Linked DNA regions of Homo sapiens: region 2 is linked to region 1. Evidence: read pairs that join two places in POLR2A ChIA-PET (ENCODE). Cell type or tissue: A673. All regions are shown on one strand. Each heading gives the region's core, and the rest is flanking DNA. Links, peaks and the distances in the headings are about the cores only.

Region 1 (5,710 bases), core at 1-2,500:
AAATGTCAACTTTACATTATAATTTAAGACTAACAGTGAAGATGGCTACTAGAATATAAATGGTCATCAGTTAAAGTTTAATTACTATTCAATAATTCACTCTTTAACAAGAAAATGAGTTTTGATAAATTCAGACCACAGGGACAGATATTTTTCTTGCAGAGCAGTTCTTGCTCATGGTGCAATGCAGTACTCTGTCCATGTAGTATAGTTGTGCCTCATTCGTGGTAACACAGGTGATTACATTCAAATGGCATTTAACATAAATTGCACCAAACTGCCCTATAATTTCATTTTGGACTGAATTAATTAACTTCTCAGTAGGGGGCTGAGGTGCTGAACATAAGCCTAAAGAAATACTTGACTGCTTAACCTACCTTACGTGAGGTATCTCTAATTCAAGACAGCTTCCATTTTTAATAAATAGTAGCAGGTAAAATGCATTTAGTAAGATCCCAAAGGGTAAAGATAAGGCATTTATAATAAATGGATTTAGTTTTCCACATATATTCACATCCATTTAAAAGAAGTCAGGGGGCACTGCAGACAGTTAAGGAGGATTTAACAAAACTCAGCAAGAGTTGGCACGCCTGATATTTTTGAAAGACTATTTACCTTAGGAGGTGTGCATTTAGAATTTTAAAAATGCCTTCTTTGCCCTTGCAAGATATTAAAATACAAAAGTTACCACTTAGTAGCAATTAAAAATAATACTATCTTAATGCTGACTACGTAATTTATATCCCAGAGCTTGAAATGTAAAGGTAATTGTCTAAGACATTATCTTTAGATCATCAGAATTATCATATCATAAAATATCTATTCTGTTTCCCCAATTATATTATCAAGAGCTGACAGCTAACTCTTTGTTTCAAGTTTATAGTCTTCATATATCAAGAAACAAATTAAAAGGACAAACAAGGAATGTGAAAGCTCATAAAAAGCTGAAGCAGCTTTCATATTACATGGCATATTTATTTGTCATAAACTTCTGGTTTAAGAAATGAGAAAACAAACAATTCTTTTGAAACACTCTTTGACACAGTGCTTAACTATTTTTAGATTTTTTTTTTAAACTGTAAAGGAAGGGAGGAAGGAGAGACAGAAGGAAAGTGGGAAAAGGGGATGAGACAGAGAGAGAGGACAGGGGGCCAGAGAAAGAAACAAAGACAAAAAGGAAGGAAGGAGGGAAGGAGGGAAGGAGAGACGGACAGAGGGAATGAAGGAAGGAAGGAAGGAAGGAAGGAAGGAAGGAAGGAAGGAAGGAAGGAAGGAAGGAAGGAAGGAAACCAACTCTGTATTATAACTACACTCCTTAGGTAAGGGGTAAATTAGCATTTCAGGAGCTGAAGACACCAGACCCATTTCAAAGACTTGTAACATACAGTAAGCTGGGCCCCCCAGAAAGAGACCGAATAATTTGGTGGGGAGGGGGTGGTGGTCCTTGCTCAGGCTTTTAAATGGTTCTAGGTAAAAAGGGCTTCAGTCCTGTTTCAAAGTTCTACTCTGAGGGCACAACTGCTAGGTAATTTCTGTATGAATACTTTCTTTTTCTTATACACCTTAAGTCCTTCCTGCTGTTATCTGCATGAGGAAAAATGACAAGAATATAATCTGGAAGTTTTAATACTGATTTGTAATAAAGGAAGGCATCAACTAGGAAAAAAAAAAGAATGCTTAGATGCCAGCTTCAAAACAATTTTCCCTGCAGCATCTTCTAGCTCAATAATTTAGTGGCAATGACAGTCACAAATGCTGTCAAAAACAGCAATGAAGTTTTAAAAAATAACCCAAAAATTCAAACAATAATATCCTTTAGATTTTTAATGTCATTTATTGAAATGGCAATCATAACAGAAACTTATGAGAGCCTTCTAGTTAGAAAAAATAAGTTTACTTTTTAAGGTTTCCATACATGTGATGATCTCTACATGCTATCAAGCAGGCATATAGTACTTTCTTCTCACCAAAAACTCTGTCTGTCCTGATGTTACCAGTCACAAGAAACCTTTTGTTATCATTACTCCCTCAAGATTCAATTCTTACTAGGAGTCCTGGGCAAACACAAAAGTGTCCTGGCAGTTACATCATTCTCTATAAATGGAAAAGACCCCGCTATCTGAAAATAATGAAAGGCTCCATTTAAATTAATGTGGTTTTTTGGTCAAGTGTTCATTTTGTTTTGTAATAATGTAGTTCTGATCCAAATAGAGTTCTTGCTAGCTTTAAAAAGATCTCAAGAGATTATACACAGGGCAGCAATTTAATTCTTAAATTTTTATTTCTTGCAATGACATTTAGGGTTCAGTGTGATTTGAGATTTTTAGTGCTGTTGCTGACACCTTATGGAAACTGTTTTATTTGGAAATTCTAATTAGATTTTTAAAACTGTTCTGCTCTTGTTTACAAAAAGCATTATTATAAAAAATGGATTTTTTGTTCCTTTAAGGTATTTTTCTGCTATTTATTCCTCACTTGACTTTATAATCCTGTTTGGGTCACTATGATTAGTTGCTATGGAAATTACCTCCTATGGAAATGATTCCAATGTCACTGTTGTAAGAATATGACATTTAATGAAAAATACCACTAGCAGACATCAACTCTTACTAGGAAAAGGAAATCTAATTAAAATTTTAAAAAAGAATTCTGAAAATTATTTACCATGGCCAACTTTTCTGATATTTTTGAATCTCTCATCTTCTTTTTAAATAAGTATTAAATGAATTTTAAGGTGTTGATCAGCTACTCACTTCCCTAAATTCCAAAGTCACAATGGAAATTAGCACCACACACAGAAAATTGAATGTAAAGAGCATTTCATCTACCATTTCTCTAAACTAGTAAGTGTTATGCTTCATTTATGAAAGTTAATGTCAACAGTATTTCAGGGCTCATCAAGGAAACAAGTTTGAATAGCACATTACAAATTCCCTTTAAAGATGAAGAATTTAATATTCTAAAATTTATCCCAGGAATTTAAAAGGTCAGGCCTATAAACTAGTGAGTTAAACAATAGATGAGAGCCAGTGAACCATTAGATGAGAATTCCAGAATGCTAAGAAAATTTTCTTGGGTGGATTCTATAATTTGTGGTTTGAATAAAACCTTTGAAACATTCCATTAGTATTAAAATTCTCACAATGAGAATATGGTTCATATTTAACACATTTTAAATTACTAGACAGTCTCTCCCCAAAAGAAATTTTAATGCTTTATTCTGCCTAGGGCTTATTCACTGCCTGGTACTAATTCAGGAATAAATTAACCCTTCCAACAATTAGGATATTGTCTAGAAACTGCCTCTTGCACACTGCTGGAGAAATCACTTACATTCTGCAAATCAGGAGTAAAAGAGAAATCCACTTCTTCATTATAAAATGTTTTTCTATACCTAATAGCTTATTAATTATTGGTATAAATCACTATATTTACCTATATAATTACACATTATTCTATAATGCCTCTGAATTAAGCTTCACAGTTATAGATTTTGTTAAATGTTTTATCATTAAGAGTTTTCTATACTTGTGCCTGCAGCCATGATCTAGGGTCCAGAATGTCTTTGATGGATTTCTGCCTTGGAGCTGGCACTGGCTTGGCTTCAAAATTGGTTTTAGTGTCTGTGTGCTCACCATCACTTAATCTATTTCTCCTGGCAGGCAGAAGTTTTCGAGGAGCAGCCATTGGTTTCTGTAAGTGATGCATTAGAGTTGATAGTTTGGTATCCAAAGACGATGTCTGAGATACACTTGTTTTTCCCCAGTTGTCCTTAACCAATTGATCTGTGTTACTCTGTGATTTTAAGCTGAATGGAAGTTTATCAGAAGGAGGAAGGGGAGCTTGTCTCTTTTTCCCTTTTTCATCATGTAATGGCTCACTTGCAGGATACAGTACCTTTTTCTGGATGACCATTTGATGGTTACCATCAAAGAGTGTGGCCCAAGGAGGTGGTAAGGATTCTTCATGCTGACCAATAAGGAACTGCCCATTTGTCTCTTCAATTTTTTTTTGTATTATATCCGTTAAACTTTCAAGTTTCATAGGTGAATCAATGCCTATAATAATTTTAAGAAAAAAAAACATGAAAAAATTCAAAAGCAGTATGTACTTTATCTAAATAAGTTCTTTTCCAAACTAGTATGCTATATACAATGGTCATCAAAGACTATGATAAGGAAAACGTTCACTTGTAAAAATAACCACACCATCAGAACTAAAAAGATCATGCGCTGCACTAATCATACATTATATATGTAAACATACACATAATACATAGTATATAAAACATATATAACATACATATAATTTACATAATACATACACATGTATAAATATATTCCTATATAAATTAGCAAAATCCATCTTTCAAAGAAGTGGAGTTATATGAGTTTTCTAAAAAATTCTATAGATTAAGTATTTATGAGATAACATTTCCTGGATTTAAAACCTTATTCTGACTGCTAGGTAAGAGATTTCCTTTTTTACAAAAGCTAGATATATATTAGGATGACTGCATTTGGATGAGTATTCTTTCCTGTAGACCAGCAAAGTCTCTGTTAAAAGGGAAAATGCTTAAAACCAAAAACCCAGGAAAACAGAGTAAAGCCCTCATACCACTTTGGTAATAAGGGTGGTGGGTGAAACTTTCCTTGGCAAAAATAAAAGAACAGAGATAAATCTCTATTAAATAAATTACTGGTATTTTAAAATGTGTGAACCCAAATGTATCATTTTTAACCTGACATTTTAAAGTGAATGTAAGTACAGGTACATTAGTGGCAAATTAAACAGAATTTAGACTGACTTGCACTTGTTCACAACATTATTTACTGAGGCAACAGCACAAAAATAAACACCCTTCAAGGTGTGGGAAATTGAATATTAGTGGGTCTAGAAATTTAAAATTTTCCAAAGTATTAAACTTAACCAATTTCTTTTTTCTGGCTAGAGATGAAAGCTTCCATTCATTAGTATGCATCTATCAACACTACTTGGAAACAAATTTAATAAAATACAGAAAAAAAATTACTGAACATGATTACATTTTAGAATGTGCAAATGTTTATTTTCAGAATTTTCATCAGCTACTCAGCTAATATTTATTTTCAGTGCACCTTTACTCATTTTAAGCCTTAAATTTTTTGTCTGATCTTAAGCATTCAGACTATGAAAAAACGTGTATTCATTATTTTGTATTAATTCATCTATTAAACATGAGTTCCTTAGTCTATAATCAGTCTTTTTTCATTTATTTTGATTGTGCCCTGAAAATTTTAGCATTTTAATGTCAATAGAATAAGCTGCTTCAGTATGGACAATGTTGTTTTTGTTATCCTGCAGCTTAGAAAAGACAAACCCCACTTACTCATATCATGGTAGACTGAGGTTGCCTCTTTTGTCAAGAACAAAGGTGGTTTCCGTGGTGACATAATCTCAATTTTCATAAGTTCTTCACAACAGTGCTTCCATTGGCCTAAGACAGACAGAAAAAAGGTAGACTAGTTTAAAACATAAATGTGAAGATATATATTTCATTTTTAATAGATAGCAATACATTTTTGCTTTGAATAAAAATCAGTGAATTTATACATAAAGCACTGCGTTAAGGGAGGCTTGCAGAAAAACCTAATACTATCCATAATTTCAAAGTCCAGTTCTGAACATAAAAGTAATCTATTTAAAAAATAAAGTTTGGCCGGGCACGGTG
Region 2 (6,052 bases), core at 1,309-3,808, 140 kb before region 1:
GACACCAACAGGCAGATGTAAAATCCCTACAGAATGAACAAGCCACATCTGGGATGAGGACAGTCATTAAAAAGCATGTGTGTCTTAACATGGTCTTTTCTCATGAAACACTGCAGTAGAGATTATGAGTCTGTGACCATCTAATCATCTGTTGAATTGAAAGCAGCATCTTAGAGGACAGTGAGCTGTTTGACTTTGTGACCAAGACCCATGTGACTGTTTCTTTTTAAAAGTGCCTCAAACAGACCATTTCTAACTAAGCACCAACTTCATGCAGCTCCACACAGCAAAGCTCTTAGAGTGGGACCCACTGGGTTTGTTGTGTTCATGACTGGAAAAATAAGTCAAGTGATTTGCCGGTCGCCATCAAAACGTTGCACTCCCTCAATGAGAACATGAAAACCAGCTTTGCAAGACCATGTTTTCCAACGGAGAGAGAATTACATGGCTCCCCAAAGACAGCAAGTGTCACGTGGGGAGGAAACTACCAGTTCTTTGAAGATCTCATGACTGTGTTCAGCCCAAATCCTGCCATTTTTTTCTGGAATAATCTTAAAGCAGTGAACCTGAGGCCCAGGCCTTTCATAGAGTGATCTATAACAGAAATCTTCATGGCATAGGACCCTAATAAAAGGCCTACATTGATAGAAGGCAAATTATTTTTAATATCCCGTATGCATTTTCTGAAGGGCAGAAGTGTATTACAGGTGGTTTATATTCTAAAAGGAACACAAAAAAGGAAACTGTGGTGGGAAGTGTGTTCATTTAAACCATAAACATACTTTCTATATTTCACAAATGTGATACTTTCATTATTTTCAATATTTTTCCTCTCATTTGGTCCTCAGAACTATTCCCAGGGATTATCATTTTTGCTTTACTAAGGTAGAAACTGAGGGTCACCTAGCAAGTTAGCAACCAAACCAAGATTAGAACTCTAGCTTTTTGTATTGCTGGTTCAGCACATCTTACTGCCCCAGTTGAAGGCTGGATTAGTTATAACTCAATCCCGTGGAAGGATGTGGTTAATATCAAATAGGTGGTGGATCATTGAAAACGTTAAATGTTGATTCTTTAATTAGCACCTCCTCAATCATTTTGGAAACCCCAAAGTACTTAGTGAACTCAACAGGTGTATGGTGTTCAGGTCAGGAAAAACAGATCTAGTAATTAACTGTCACCATCAAAAGGCTGGGCTTTCTTAGGTCAACATGAAGACTAGCTCCCATTTCCACTACCACCTGCACTGTAATAATTTAATAGATTGAAATGCTGAGAATGCTTTGGGTAAATGTAAAAACATACAGAAAGGAACTTGATTTAGTCCTACCCAGAATCAGAATAATACCCTAAAGAGCTCATTTATCTTAACTGAAAAAAAAAAATATCAAGCTAGAACAAGAAAAGAAGCTTCTGTTTACTTGTTCACTTCTTACTAAGTACCTGGCCTCCCCAGGAGCAGCATGCTGGCAAGCCCACTGAGATTCAGGACAGAGTTCAGTAGGCAGCAGCCTGGCTTCATTTGGAGCCTTTGCTATGTAGCAGGGAGTCTGGGTTACTTTGGACCTGGTTCATGCACCCCTCTGTGTCTTCTTTCTGTTTCTGAGTGTTTCTACACAGATGAGGAAGAGGGTTAAGCAGCTCTCTACACACCAAGGAGCTCAAACCTTATTCTCCTTTTAACAGTGGTTCTTCTGACCTAATAATATAGGTAGTTGGCCCATTATCACTGCAAATTTAAGACTCAGTCAGTTTTGTACACAAACCTGAGAGATCTACTCCTTTATGTTATAAAATTGGGGTTTGGAGTGGGGCAGACCTGAGTTCTAAACCCAGAGGTCTGCCCCTTCCAAACCATACATGACCTCACTAAGCTCTAGTTTCCTCAACTGTAAAATGTGGCTAAATATCTCCCTTTTACAATTCTCAGGAACATGAAGGTAGAGTATGTGAAGCCCACAGCACTGTATCTAGCTCATTGTAGGTGCTCAATTGAAAACTGATTTCCTTCCCCTTTGCTCAATATACAATAGGAGGAATGGAGCTCCTTGACACATTGGAAACCCCCTAGATTTGTCTTTTGCTTTTCATTTGATAAATCACATTTCTAAGTGGTAGGTTTCGTAATGCCTGGTAATAAGATAGGCTTTTTAATTAGAAGTTTGTTTTCATTACCAATTTAATATTTGTATTAAGAGTGTCAGAAAAGTATAACATTTAAAACCATAAGCCCTAAAGTAAGGCTGCCTGGGCTTAAATTCCAGATTCCCCACTTACTAACTAGGGCATGATCTTGTGATGTTGTACATGCTGCTCATCCTGTCTACCTCCGTTTCCTCATTTCTAATACGAAAATAATAACTACCTCATTCGGGTTTTAAGTTTGAAATAACACATAAACAGCGTTGAGAATGGAGCCTGGCTGCCCAGGAAACACTCAGGAAGGGGTGGGAGGCAATACAAATTAAAACTGGAGTGATGTTATGATTTCAAGAAGCCATTAAATTATAGATTTCATCAGAACTTTAGATCCAACAGCCTAAAATTTGGCAGTGAAAAATGATGACAACATAAAGTTTCACGGGATGTTCGCCTTCATATAATGTTAGAGAGTACAAAATCTACATGGGAAAATTGTTTTAGTCCCATTTCCATAGCCCCTTAAAAGTTAAAATCCTACCTAGAAGCCCCATTGAATCAGTTTCAGAGGAAGTTTTATCTTTGCAGGACCAGTCGAAAGATATTAAACTGTATGTGTTCACTTGAGAGAATAAGCAATGAAGAACTCCTGCAGAGAATGTACTTTCCTTTACTAAATAAGCATAGTCTTTTATGTTCTTAATGCTTAGGAAGGAGGAGCTGCAGGGAAAGAAAAAGGTTCGAAATCCTGTAATGGACAGCATTGTAGAATATGTGGGACATTTTTATTCGTAACATTTCCCCAGCACTTGCCCTCTTCTCTCCCGATGTCAGTTACGGAGATGTAAAGAATATTGGAATGTACACATTCCCCATGGGCACACTTGAACTCAGAGTCTGACCCTTTGTACTTCCCCCTTTTACAATTAAAATAGCTCAGCAACTTAGTGTTATATTTAACGACCATCAAAGTCCTCTTGTAGAACATGGCAGTGAGGAGGGAAAGTTAGGTTAGCCGCTCGATATGCCAAGTTCCCTGTCTGCCTACAGTGTGGAAGGAAGAACATCTGGAGACTTTACCGCCTTTTATTTTTTAATTATGGAGCTTTATACTCACTCTTCTTGGGTTTTTAGCTGACCTCTACTCTTTCTTTTGTGGCAAGTTAACATCTTATTCTTAGAGCTGACTGATAAAGCAAGAAGCCCTCATTAAACAGTGAGATCTTTTGTTTCCTACTGAGGGTGTACCCCCGCATCACTCTTGGGTGGCAAACAGCAGAGGCCTTGCTGGTATTGCTGATGCCAGCATCTGCTGGTATTGACTTGTTTTTCAAGGTTGCTGGAGAGAATAGCAACAAGAGTGGTTTACTACAAAGAAATAGACTTGCCTTTCATTTTGATACAAAGTATAAAATATGGTTCTATTTGTTAAGGAGGCAGGGTTTGTTCAAGGACATTAACTGATGCTTCTCCTTAAGAAAATAAAATGTATTGATATAGAGAGACAAAAGAATGTTTCTACCAGATGCAAAGGCTATCTCTCATTTCACATCAACATACTTGTCAGGAGTCTAAAAGAAGCTGGCATAGTTTGGCAAACTATGACCCACTGGCTGGCAATTTCTGTCAATAAAGTTTTATTGGAACACAGCCACACCCATTTGTTAACATATTGCTGATGCCTGCTGTCCTACTAGTGTTGAATAGTTGCAACAGAGACTGTATGACCCAGAAGCCTACAATATTTACGATGTGGCCCTTTACAGAAATTTGACATCCCCTGGCCTCAGACAATTCATCTTCAGTGATGCCTCTGAAAAGCTATTAAAAGCAGGGATAATTTACCGGTTCACCCTTAGCACTCACTGAAAAGTGTTGCTGGCTCTGTCACTAGCTATGTCTTGGTAAGCATCCTGGGGCTGTGCCTCGTCTGATGTGGTATATTTTCCCTTTTCCAGGTGAAATGTGAGGCCAGGTCAGCCTTGACCAAGCCGAAGAATAACCATAACTGTAAAAAAGTCTCAAATGAAGAAAAACCAAAGGTTGCCATTGGTGAAGAGTGCAGGGCAGATGAACAAGCCTTCTTGGTGGCACTTTATAAATACATGAAAGAAAGGAAAACGCCGATAGAACGAATACCCTATTTAGGTTTTAAACAGAGTGAGTATACTTGTTTTCGTTTCTGAATTATCAGAGCTGCTCAGATTCTTTGAATTGGAAAAAATAATTTTGACTCAGGATTATGTTGAAATCCTAATCTGGGGATAGTGCTCTCTGTTTATACTAAATCCATAAATGTTCCAGGCCAAGAATTTTTTCCCTGCCTTTTTCCGCTACATTGTTCCCTTCTGGGACAGTTGCAGTGAGATATTTATAGGCTTGAATCCACTGATTATGACTGGAAATAGACATGTTGAAAGTTTCTCATTTGCTGTTTTGTCAATCTTGAGTGTCTGTGACGCCTTTCTTGTGAGATAATAATATGACGTAGCTTTATCAGGCACAGATGTTGCCTGTGAAAAAAACAGCTTTTAAAAGGAGGACATTTAAAGATGGACAAAACAACCACAAAGGGAAAACACATTTCCTAAGCCCCAAATGTGTTAAAATATAACAAAAATCCAACTTCAGAGAAAACAAGAAATACACAAATTGGAACAGAGGGCCTAATTTTGAATTACTTTGACATGTACATTTAAATATAAGTGTCATTGTATATTTGCAAGGAGAACAGGAAACTCATAGCCAAACAGAATTCCAAATCAAAAGAGAAGAAATCCAGATCCTGCCTTGATTTTGCAACCGAATATATATTTTGCCTCTGTCTGGATTTAGTGGTGCACAAAGCGATGAGCCTCTGGCTTGAAATAGTATTTTCTCCAAATGTATCTTCGTAGATTAAAACCATGTGTCATTTTGATGAAGAATGTCAAAACTGTGTGTTTTACATAACAATTTACATACCTAATAGCAATTGGCACTGATTGCAGGAGAACACTCGCAGCCATTATAAACTTATATAACTACGAATGATTACAATGTTTGTCTGAAAACTGGTTGCTTGAAATAGAAGTAAAATTAATGTATTATGAACAGCTTTGTTGCATTATGCATTGGTTCAGATTAAATCAAGGCCGAGGCAGGGCTCTTGATAGCTCTGAAGTAGTGCAAGGTTCAATGAGGCTTTGCGAACATGTTGTGTCAAAGAGCCTTTAAAAATAAAAATCATTTTATTCTTCATTTCCCTTACCAAGGAATCACTTGAAGTTCAATTTTCCCCTCATGTAAAAAAATCAAATCCATAGCAGTCCCATTCCATGGTGTTTGGTATAAATGAACAGGGTTGCTAGCAATTTGGTATAGTTGTTTAACAGCATAAACATATACAAACTCTGCAAAGAGAAATCTGTTTGAAAAAAATATATTTGCAACATCACACAGGCCAGTTAGGGGACTAAGTGGGTTCATGATTCAATTCCTCTCTGAATGAATGTCTTCCTTCCCTTTTATCTGTTGTATCACTGTGGCCTCCACGTGAAATATTTGTTTTCCTACTCACTGCCAGCCACCACATGTTGGTGAAATACTGTATGAACCTTTAATATAGTGCTGCCATCAGACATTCTATTAAGAAGGTAATCGTATATTAAAGTGGCTGTTATTTATTGATTATGGAGAGTTCTTATATGAGAGAAGCTCTATATATTACTGTTTAATCAATGGCGTCTAAGGGTCGAACAAGACCAACCCCAGTTTTGAGAGCCCATGCTTTTTCCCAAAGACATCTAATTTAGCTTCTCTTGCTCTGCTGATGACAGTAGGACTAAAACTCTTGCCTTTATCCTAAAAGTAGAACCATTTTTGTAGCTTTATGACTGTTTCTTAAGAAATGTTTTAAGTGGTAATAATAGAT

The links. Peaks named below come from ENCODE experiments on the same cell type or tissue, not always from the same donor. Only the 100,000 strongest peaks of a DNase experiment are listed, where the experiment ranks them.
Region 2: POLR2A ChIA-PET joins it to region 1 with 6 read pairs; 9 of 35 experiments call an interaction of 5 or more read pairs at or near these places.

Annotation. Positions count from the first base shown.
Region 1 is chr10:62,194,386-62,200,095 of GRCh38, forward strand. RTKN2 (rhotekin 2) reads right to left here. Exons shown (of 12, transcript NM_145307.4): 11 at 5,369-5,476; 12 at 1-4,058. The coding sequence ends at 3,523. Among named protein-coding and RNA genes, the nearest start is that of LINC02621, 62 kb to the right of the region's middle. In A673, for the core only: no CTCF peak of the experiment used is centred there; DNase peaks (open chromatin) are centred at 606, 1,246, 1,356, 2,056 and 1 weaker place; H3K4me3 peaks cover 485 bases; H3K27ac peaks cover 2,500 bases.
Region 2 is chr10:62,053,020-62,059,071 of GRCh38, forward strand. ARID5B (AT-rich interaction domain 5B) reads left to right here. Exons shown (of 10, transcript NM_032199.3): 6 at 4,098-4,299. Among named protein-coding and RNA genes, the nearest start is that of ARID5B, 150 kb to the left of the region's middle. RefSeq lists an enhancer at 1,666-1,785. In A673, for the core only: no CTCF peak of the experiment used is centred there; a DNase peak (open chromatin) is centred at 2,462; H3K4me3 peaks cover 1,768 bases; H3K27ac peaks cover 2,461 bases.